Linked DNA regions of Homo sapiens: region 1 is linked to region 2. Evidence: read pairs that join two places in POLR2A ChIA-PET (ENCODE). Cell type or tissue: MCF 10A. All regions are shown on one strand.

Region 1 (5,000 bases), 54 kb after region 2:
CAACTTGAAACTGGCTGGTCAGAAGTTCTGCAGGCCCAAAGGCGAGGCACAGGGGAACAGTCTTGTGGGACTGAGCTCTCAACCTATGGGATCTGAGGCTATCTCCAGGTAGAAAATGTCAGGATTTAATTGAATTAGAAGATCCAAGTGAGTTGGGCTATACCTATACTATTCAAGAGGCTGAGGCGGGAGGATTACTTGAGCCCAGAAGTTGGAGGCCAGCTAGTGGTCTCCTCTCGAATAATAACAGGTCAATCCTGCTTAGCTACCAAGATCAGGAGACATCAGACACATTCAGGGTGGCAGGGCTATGAACTCTATATCATGAAAACCTTTCAAAGGTATTTCCTTTTTTTTTTTTTTTTGACAGGATCTCACTCTGTCAGCCAGGCTAGAATGCAGTGGCGTGATCTCGGTTCACTGCAACCTCCACCTCGGGGACGTAAGCGATCCTCCCACCTCAGCCTCCTGAGTAGCTGGGACTGAAGGTGTGCACTACCATGCTCAGCTAATTTTTGTATTTTTCATAGAGCTAGGGGTCTCACTATGTTGCCCAAGCTGGTCTTGAACTCCTGGACTGAAGTGGTCCACACGCCTCAGCCTCCCAAAGTGCTGGAATTACATGCATGAGCCACTATGCCCAGCCTGTCCCATTCATTTTAATGATTGCAAAGCATTTCACTGTATGGAGGTACCAGAACACCACAGTACTACCGTCCACAGCCAGGTTTCTCAACCTTGACACTATCAGCATTTTGGGTCCAGTAATTCTTTGTTGTGGGAGGCTGTCCTGTACGTTGCAGGATGTTTACTCTAATTTCTACCGCTAGATACCAATAACACCCACCTCAAGTTGTAACAACCAAAAATATCTCCAGAAATTTCCAAATCGCCCCAGTTGAGAACCATTATCCCATAGTTAGATATTTAGGTTGTTTCTAATTTCCTAATATTAGAAACAATGTTGTAATGAACATCCTTATATTTCTTAGTAGAAAATACCTAGAAGTGAAATTCCAGGTCCAAAGAGTGTGCAGCTGTCTAAGGAGTTTGATAAATAATGCCAAATTTTGTCTCCAAGGCTTTACCAGTGTGAATGACAGTGTCTGTCCCTAACCCTTAACCCACCCCTCAACAACATCCTGTTGCCTAGTAAATTAAACACTTTTTCTTAATCCTGGCATTAATAGCTCTCTAGAATTTGTCCCCAACACTTCTTATTTTGTTTTCCACAATTTCTCTACACATATTCCAAGCTTCACCCTAATGTTTTCATTCTTTTTCGGTTTTGCCTCTTCATTCTTGCTGTGCCCTCCACCTGTCCCTTACCACCCTGTCCGAATGTCATTACTTCTGTTGATTCTTCTTTGATGTACCAACTAAACTCTTTTTCTACTCACAACTCCCAAACTATTGGTTTCCTTCCATTCTAAGGGGAGTTTCTACATTTCAGGTTGTGTTATTTCTGCACACCTGTACTTTCATCAAGGACAAACTCCTTGAACTATAGAAGTAAAACTTGGCCCATTTTAAAATGTCTCCTAGAGCCAGGCATGATGGCTCATACCTGTAATTCCAACTACTCAGGAAGCTAAGGCTGGAGGATCACTTGAAGCCAGGAGTTTTAGGCTGCAGTGAGTTATGATCATGCCACTGCATTCCAGCTTGAGCGAATGAGACCCTGTCTTTAAAAAGAGATTTCCCAAAGAGCTCAGCACATGTCCTTTTCCGTAGCATGTCCACCAGAACCACCAAGTTCTGGTGAGAAATAGAAGCAACAGTTTGCCAAAAAATCTACTTTTATCTCATTTTTCAACATGCCAGAATGAGGAAGGCAAGGCTGTTGAAAAACTTCAGTCTAATTGCTAGGTAGGTACAAATAAGTTGGTATTTGGAGTGAGTCACCTAACGCCTAACACTAACTTATGAAATGGACCTGATTTCAGACGTCAGGGAAGAAACTGGTAATCTGAAGCTTCTTTTATTGGCAATAGGGGCTACCAGTAGAGTTTGGGGAGATGTCTTGTGTAATCTAGTTTAGAAAAGTGCATGTACTACTAGAAAGAGGAATACGAGATTTTAGGTCCAGCAATGCCAACGACTCATTTTGTAACTTTGAGAAAGTCCCATCCTCTCTCAAGGCTTTGATTTCCCTATCAACAAAACAAAGGAGTTGAATAATTTATCTTTAATACTCCCAGTTCTGTGACTCCAGGTGGGCTTTGAATGAGGGAGGCCATCGTATTTGCTGTGTTGTACAGCCATCACCACTAATTCCAGAAAATTCCCGTCAACCCCACAAGAAACGTCATACCTATTAGCAATCAGTCCAACCTTACTTCTCCCACTATCCCCTGGTAAGCTCTAATCCAGTTTCTCTCTCTATGGGTTTGCCTATTCTGGACATTCATATAAATGGATTTATACAATATGTAGCTTTTTGTGTGATTTATTTCACTTAGCATAATGTTTTCAAGGTTCATACATGTTGCAGCATGTATCAGTATTTTATTCCTTTTTTTCACCATGCTGTGCTGAAATGTATCATTCCTTTTTGAATGAAAAGTATCATTCCTTTTTATGGCTGAATAATGTTGCATTGCATAGATATACCCTGTTTTGTTTAGCCATTCATCAGTTGATGGACATTTGGGTTGTTTCCACTTTTTGGCTATTATGAACATTCTTGTACAAGTCTTTGTGTGGACATATGTTTTCATGTCTCTTGGGTATATATCCAGAAGCAGAACTGCTGGTTCCACAGGTGATTTTAAGATTGCAAGTTGGGCCAGGCACGGTGGCTCATACCTGTAATCCCAGCACTTTGGGTGGGTGGGGCAGGTGGATCACTTGAGGTCAGGAGTTGGAGCCCAGCCTGGCCAACATGGCGAAACCCGGTCTCTATTAAAATTGCAAAAATTAGCCAGGCAAGATGGCGTGCGCCTATAATCCCAGCTACTCGGGAGGCTGAGATGGGAGAATTGCTTGAACCCTGGAGGCAGAGGCTGCAGTGAGCCGAGATCGAGCCGCTGCACTCCAGCCTGGGCGACAGAGCCAGATGCCATCTCAAAAAAAAAAAAAAAAAAAAAAAAAAAAAAAAAAAAAGACTGCAAATTTGGAGGTAAAGAAGAGGGAATAAAGAAAAGAAACAGGACCAAGTAAGGAATCAAATGGATCAAGGAGAGATGTTTTGCAAGGTCCCTTTTTGGAAAAAATAGCACTCTGAAATTCAGGACCTACTAGAATGTGAACAGGCTGGTCAGCATATGATCGGCCACCACAAATTCTAGTGTGGGGTATAAAGGTCTCCACAGGCCATTCATCACTCTTGCAAATAGCCATGGTGAAGGAACTGGGGGTATTCAATTGTGAGGAAGCTCTGAAAGGCTGTTGGGGGTGAGGGAGGGTGCCAGTTTGTTCAGGAAGGCTCCAGAGAGCAGGACAAGCCAGCAGATGAGATGTACAGGTTGTTTTAAGAAGACAGTACCCAGAGTGCTTAAGAGGTAGAGCTTGAGAGTTAGACCTGGGGCCTGTTATTTGCTAACTGTGTAAATTATTTAATTTCTCCTGGGCCTCACTTTGCTTGTCTGTAAAATTAGAATTATTTGACATGGTTGTTTGGAGATTAAATGAGATAATATAGTAAATATAATGCAAAGCTATGCACCTGGTGAGTATTAGGTTAAACCATATAAAACTGCCAATGATTATTTTTATTCTGCACAAATGACAATTTCATACTGTTCAATTTAATCATAGGTAATCAATCATTACTAGTTATTGCCACTACCAAAGACTAACTGAATTACCTCATAGGTAGTGACCTCCCTGTCATTGAAGGTATGAGAGCAGAGAACATGGCAAAGAGGAATCAAATATCAATATTTATATAAGAAGATGAATCTGGGGCTAGCAAGTCAATAAGGAGGCTGTTGCAATATTCCTGGAGTAATGAGGACCTGGCCCAAGATAGGAGGCAAAAGAATGGAGAGAAATGAGCGGGTTAGAAGCAAGAAGTAGAATGTGGAAGCTACGCTGGCTGACCAGGAGAGGGGGCATGAGAAAGAATGGTGCAAGCTTGTGTGATTTGTGTGTCCTTGAGCCTCTGTAGGACATCCCAGAGGCACTAAGTGTCCCCGTTCTGGACATTTCACTGGAGTTAAATGTCAACTTAGCCTTCATTTCCTAATGGAAGCCTTTCTGCTCCTGGCTTGCCAAACCCTACCTCCTCCGGGAAGCCACAGAAGGGAAGACAGTCTCCCTTGTGAACCAGCCCTTAGAACTGCCAGAACAGCCTTTTCGGTCTCCACCCTCATTCTATACTTACCTTAGCACACTCCCACATCTCATTTGTGCTTACCCTTGATCTAGAGTTGATGTCAATTCCACATTGTCTGGCCGCCTGTTGATTTAGTGATTTTATTTGGCTACATGGGACCCATTGGGTCTGTATCCCTGAAGCTTGGCTAATCTTTGAAGTTCTCTTTGTTTTACCTTAAGGATCTAATCTGGATCTGCAGATGAGCCATGAAAAAGTTCGTCCTTATGTGCATTATAACCTTACGTCCTTTTTTTAAAGCCAGATTATGAAAGGAATCTATACTCAAAAAGAGTTGGGAACTTTGAGCAATCCTGAAAAGTCAGGTAAAATTAGGTCCCAAAAACATGCTGTTTGGCAATAGTCACAGAAAGGCAACAGCTAGGCTGGGCATGATATGGCATGTCTGTAATCCCAGCTACTTAGGAGGCTGAGATGGGAGGATTTCTGGGGCCCAGGAGTTGAGGTTGAGGCCAGCCTTGGCAACACAGCAAGACCTTGTCTAAAAAACAAAAAAAGAAAGGCAACAGGCAGGAAGGTATGCTTAGGCATTGGAATCAGAGAGAGCTGAGTTTAAATCCTTTTCCCACAATTTATAATTTTGACACTAGGCACATTATGTACTCTCTGGTCTTCATGTTCTCATTTGCAAATTGTGGGAAACAATGATACTTATTTTATA
Region 2 (5,000 bases):
TGAGTGGACAGACTTAACTGAACTCTGTTCATGCATCACTAGCTGGCCTCTTTTCCAGTCCCAAGGGCTTATATTGGGTTTGCTTACTCTGTTCTGTCTCCCTGATGGTTCAGAACTTGTTATTTGGCCAGGCTCACTCATGCTCCCAGATAGCTTGCCCCTGAAAGTTCCCATAATAACTCCCACAATCAGAGGCCAAAGCAATCAATAACCAGAATTACTAATGACCTCAAAATAGATGAATATAAGTTAGTGTCTACTGAGGAAAGTTTCCAATGGGGCTCCTGGGGGCTCACTCTTGCTGGTAGAGGGGTACCAGTTATAGGGAATTTAAAGCTGATTATACATTAGAGGGAAATCTTGGATTTTATAGTCAATCAGGCCTCCCAGTGTTCAGACAGGTAGAAGCAACTCTCTAAAAAGTGGATGAGAAGATTCATGGAAACACCTAATGGAACATGATGCAGCTTTAGACCTCCTTTTTGTCCTTGTTGGGGCTTGTGTATGAGGCTGAACAAAACTGAATGTTGCACTTATCTTTTCTCTGATTTTAGTACTACAGGAAGCTTAATTTAAAGGTGGCTGATACTGCTGTTTCTCTAGACACTGCCACAATTTAAGGAAATTTCAGAAAATTTCTCTGGGGAAAAGAACACATGATGTGTTTATGGGAGCAGCTAACAGGTGGTTTGGAGGCATCTCGAATGGTGAATGGCAAACTTTTCTATTTCAAGGTTTTCTAATCTTTATTTATTTATTTTAAGTGGATTTCCACATTACTATGACTTGCATTGCCAGGCTAACTACAGAAATGGATACCTCTTTATAACAGGCCATTTAAAAATGAAATATGTTCCTAATTGTCATTATGCCCCCAAGCAAAGACTATAACCATGACCAATTGAACTGTTGAATTTTTTTTTTTTTTTTTTTTTGAGACAGAGTCTCACTCTGTCACCAGGCTGGAGTGCAGTGGCGCGATCTTGGCTCACTGCAACCTCTGCCTCCCGGGTTCAAGGAATTCTCTGCCTCAGCCTCCCAAGTAGCTGGGATTACAGGTGCCCGCCACCACGCCCAGCTAATTTTTGTATTTTTAGTAGAGATGGGGTTTCACCATCTTGGCCAGGCTGGTCTTGAACTCCTGACCTCGTGATCCACCCGCCTCGGCATCCCAAAGTGTTGGGATTACAGGCGGCCCTGTTGAACTACTTTTATACTTGTGACATGGTTACCCCCAAATAACCTGACTGAGGTTGGGGGTAGCTTGCAGCTTTCTTTCACTTTTTATTTTATATGCATCTCTATTCTTGGAATCCTTTTACACTAAGCCCGTACTGCTTTCACATAACTCTTAAAAGACAATAAATAAAGAAAGAAGAACAACGCTGTTGCTACCATGTAGAGTCTGCATGAGATTGTCTAGTGTGATGCAAGCCCACCCTACCAGCCCCACCGGCCCCGCCATACCACCAGCAGGGAGAACATGGTCTGCCCCACGTTGAAGCCGTGCCGCCAGTTGTGGTAGGTGATCTTGCGGTAGCCCTTACTCAGGGAGTACATGAACCGCACCAGGGCCTGTGAACACATGCACATCAGTGAGGCAGGACACACCTGAAATGGTCTCATGAGGGTTGGAATAACAAAAATATGAAGAAGGCATGGCCCATGGCCCTCTCTTTTGAGGTTTGAGGTACTCTAACCCCATCATTGGACCAGGAGGTGAGAGCTTGTACTAGATGCAATCATGCTGCGAAAGTGCTTTGCAAATACTAAATGCTAAATACTAAGAAGATGTTGTTGTTGTTGTTAGGAAACGAGGTGAGCATGCATCATTCCTCTGACTGAGCTTCATCAGTAATTCCCGAACTGTGCCCTGGAGAGCAACTATCCTTGGAGAAGCTAACAAGGGCTCTACAGGGAAAAAAAAAACAAAAACAAAAGGACTCTTTTATCCAGTGGTTCTCAAACTTGCGTGTGCATGAGACTCACTTGGAGGACTTGTTAAAACAGTTTCTGATTTATCAGAGCTGGGAGTGTGTGTGTGTGTGTGTCTGTGTGTGTGAGAGAGAGAGAGAAAGAGGAGAGAGAGAGAGAGAAAAAGAAGAATGTGAATTTCTGATAAGTTCTTAGGTGGTGTGGATGTGGTCTGGGGTAACACTTTGAGAACCACTGCTTTAATCAAAATCAAACAAGTTCAGGCAATTCTGCATATCATATCCCACTGCCTCCCACACATACCTTCTCTGCCGTCCCCCATGACCCTAGACTCACAGCAAACCTTAGTAAGGAATCCTGCAGGGAATGAGCCCTGTTTAAATGGGTTTAGCCCACATTTTCTGCCCTCATTTAACTATAGGACCCATTTTTTGCAGCATATCTATTCCCAGCCTTCAGGGCTTAGTACCTCAGAACCCACTGCAAGAAACCAACGCACCCAAAACATCACACTTCACAGGACACAGAGGAACAGCGTGTCTCTTTTCTTATAAATGACTCATCTGTGCAACATGACTAATTCTTTAAATCCTAAATACTGAGAGTAAACTCTTTTTAAGGTAGTTTACAGATTGAGTCTTTTTTTTAAAGCAAGCAAGAAAGAAAATTAAAAAGGGAAATCATATATATTTGTTTTGACCTCACCTCTTGTGGAATGTGAAATTTATCCACCACTTTGAGCTCATAATACATCTGTATTCCACATTTTACCAGCTCCAGTTCTGTTAGGGGTAAGTCACTGAAGTGAAATTTATTAATTTCGTATTTATCTGCATCTGGCAGCTCCGCTTGCTGTATAAGGAATAGAGTCAGGTGATTAGGAAACATGAAGTGTTTCTGGGTGCCCACCTCCTGTCCAGCCCTGTCCCCATCCTGGGTCTGCTGGAAGGATCAGAACAGAGTGATGGGGAACATGCTTTGCAAGGAGAAACCCCTGCATGCTCAGGAGCACTTTGCACTTGTTATACATCGGGGCTCGTGCTGCCCCGGTTCAGCTCACCAGGATCTCAGCCAGCTCCTCTTCCTCACACTCCCATGGCTCCTTCCCATACACCTCTCTGGTTTTCTGCCAGGACCCAAAATGGCAGGGGAAAAAAAATAGGTTACAACATGCCTCCGCGTTTCCATTCCCATTTATCTCCTTCCTCCAAAGTCCTTGCAACAGAACCACCAGCTCAAAGAGGATTCCATTTAACATCCATTGATGCACAAGGTCCTGGGCTTTAGAGCCATAGAGACCTGCATTCAAATTCAAGCTCTACCACTTACTAGCCGTGTTATTAATGCTTCTGATCTTCAGTTTCCTCATCTGTAAGTTGAGGATAATAAACATACTTAACTGGTGAATTAAAATTTAATTGTGAAAAGTCATTCTCAAGTAACATATGTAAAATTAAATAATCCATATAAAGCACTTAGCACAGTGCTTGGCGCATAGTAAGCACTAACATAAATTAATGTTGTTGTTGATAGTTTCATTGTTACTATTACTGACTGGGAGTAAGGAGGCCTTGGACATAGTCCTAGTTCTTCCTCTCATTTACTGTGTAACTTGAGGCAAGTTCCTTCTCTCTCTGGGCCTGTGTCCCCATGTGCCAGAGGAGGGGGAACTGGACCCAGTTACTTGCTCCTGATTTCTTGACCCAGAGCAAAATTTGTTAACTTGTAACTGGTTCACCGAGGCTGTGCCCCGATAGGTTGCACATACCCATTCTTTGGCTGAAACTGTGGACTGAGTCAAGCAAACCATGAGGCAATTTATTTAAACGGGATGTTTTCTCTTCTGAATTTAACAGTTATTGGAATGAAATGATCAAATTTGTTGTGGTATCTTCCCAGCTTAAGAAATGCCCTCTAAAAACATTAGCCTGTCTTTATTTTTTCTTTTTTTCTGGTCTCACTCTGTCAGCCAGGCTGAAGCATGGTGTGGCAATCACGGCTCACTGCAGCCTTTGACCTCCATGGGCTCAGGTGATCCTCCCACCTCAGCCTCCCGAGTAGCTGGGACTACAGGCACACGCCACCATGCCTGACTAATTTTTGTGGGGTTTTTTTTGGTAGAGACAGGGTCTCGCTGTGTTGCCCAGGCTGGTCTCAAACTCCTGGGCTCAAGCGATCTGACCACCTTGGCCTCCCAAAGTGCTGAGATTATAGGTGTAAGCCACTGCACCCAACTTAATAGGGTCTTTTAAGTGAGCTGACCCCACAGGAGGGAGGCTCTGAGAAACTGATAATTGTCTACTGGTCTTCCAGATAAAGCTTCCTCTCAGAGTAGGGGCTATGGCTGGTTGACTCTGTCTCCAGTAGCAAGTCATCCCTGAGCACTGTGAAAAATGGAGTTTCTAGAGCTGTCAAGCCAACATCTGACCCCAAGAATGAGGTGTTTCTGCAAGCAATAGCTGTCCCCAGGCCACACAGTGCAGTCGTTATGTACCACTCTCAGGCACTCATCTGCTCATGCACTCATTCATTCATTCATTCATTAAATGTTGAGGGCTGCTGCATCCCTGTGCTAGGCAGGAAGGAACACAACAGTGCACAAACCCATGCCCAGGCTGTGCCCTCATGGAGTTGCAAGTTTTGCCTTAATCTGGCCACATCTCTGAGACGCAGTCTGTATTAGAGTAGAAACAAGTAAAGAACATTACACACCAAGATTTTCTGAATTTCTTCATTGTCACACTTCACATGATATTTTACTATGTCCTGGAAAATATCCTTCCTATTTTCAAGTTTATTCATTGACTCATAGGTGTCAGGATTTAAGACAGACCAGCCCAGAAATTGAGTCAAAGACTGAAAAAGAAAGAAAGGAGGAATCAGAGACAGAACACCTAAGTTTAATCTTGACTCTAAAACTCATAGCAAGAGTCTCTAGGCCTCTGTTTTCTCAGCTATAAAATGGGTTTGATAAGCTGTGTGCTGCCCACCTTGCGGAGTTCTTATAAGGCTAAGATAAAGGAATGGATGTGACCACACTGTACATAAAGCACTAACATACAGAA

The links. Peaks named below come from ENCODE experiments on the same cell type or tissue, not always from the same donor. Only the 100,000 strongest peaks of a DNase experiment are listed, where the experiment ranks them.
Region 1: POLR2A ChIA-PET joins it to region 2 with 8 read pairs; 8 of 35 experiments call an interaction of 5 or more read pairs at or near these places.

Annotation. Positions count from the first base shown.
Region 1 is chr5:149,947,264-149,952,263 of GRCh38, forward strand. No RefSeq gene overlaps it. Among named protein-coding and RNA genes, the nearest start is that of PDE6A, 5.0 kb to the left of the region's middle. In MCF 10A, no CTCF peak of the experiment used is centred here; a DNase peak (open chromatin) is centred at 1,948.
Region 2 is chr5:149,893,716-149,898,715 of GRCh38, forward strand. PDE6A (phosphodiesterase 6A) reads right to left here. Exons shown (of 22, transcript NM_000440.3): 10 at 4,648-4,791; 11 at 2,996-3,061; 12 at 2,641-2,787; 13 at 1,468-1,575. Among named protein-coding and RNA genes, the nearest start is that of PDE6A, 49 kb to the right of the region's middle. In MCF 10A, no CTCF peak of the experiment used is centred here; DNase peaks (open chromatin) are centred at 2,456 and 3,076.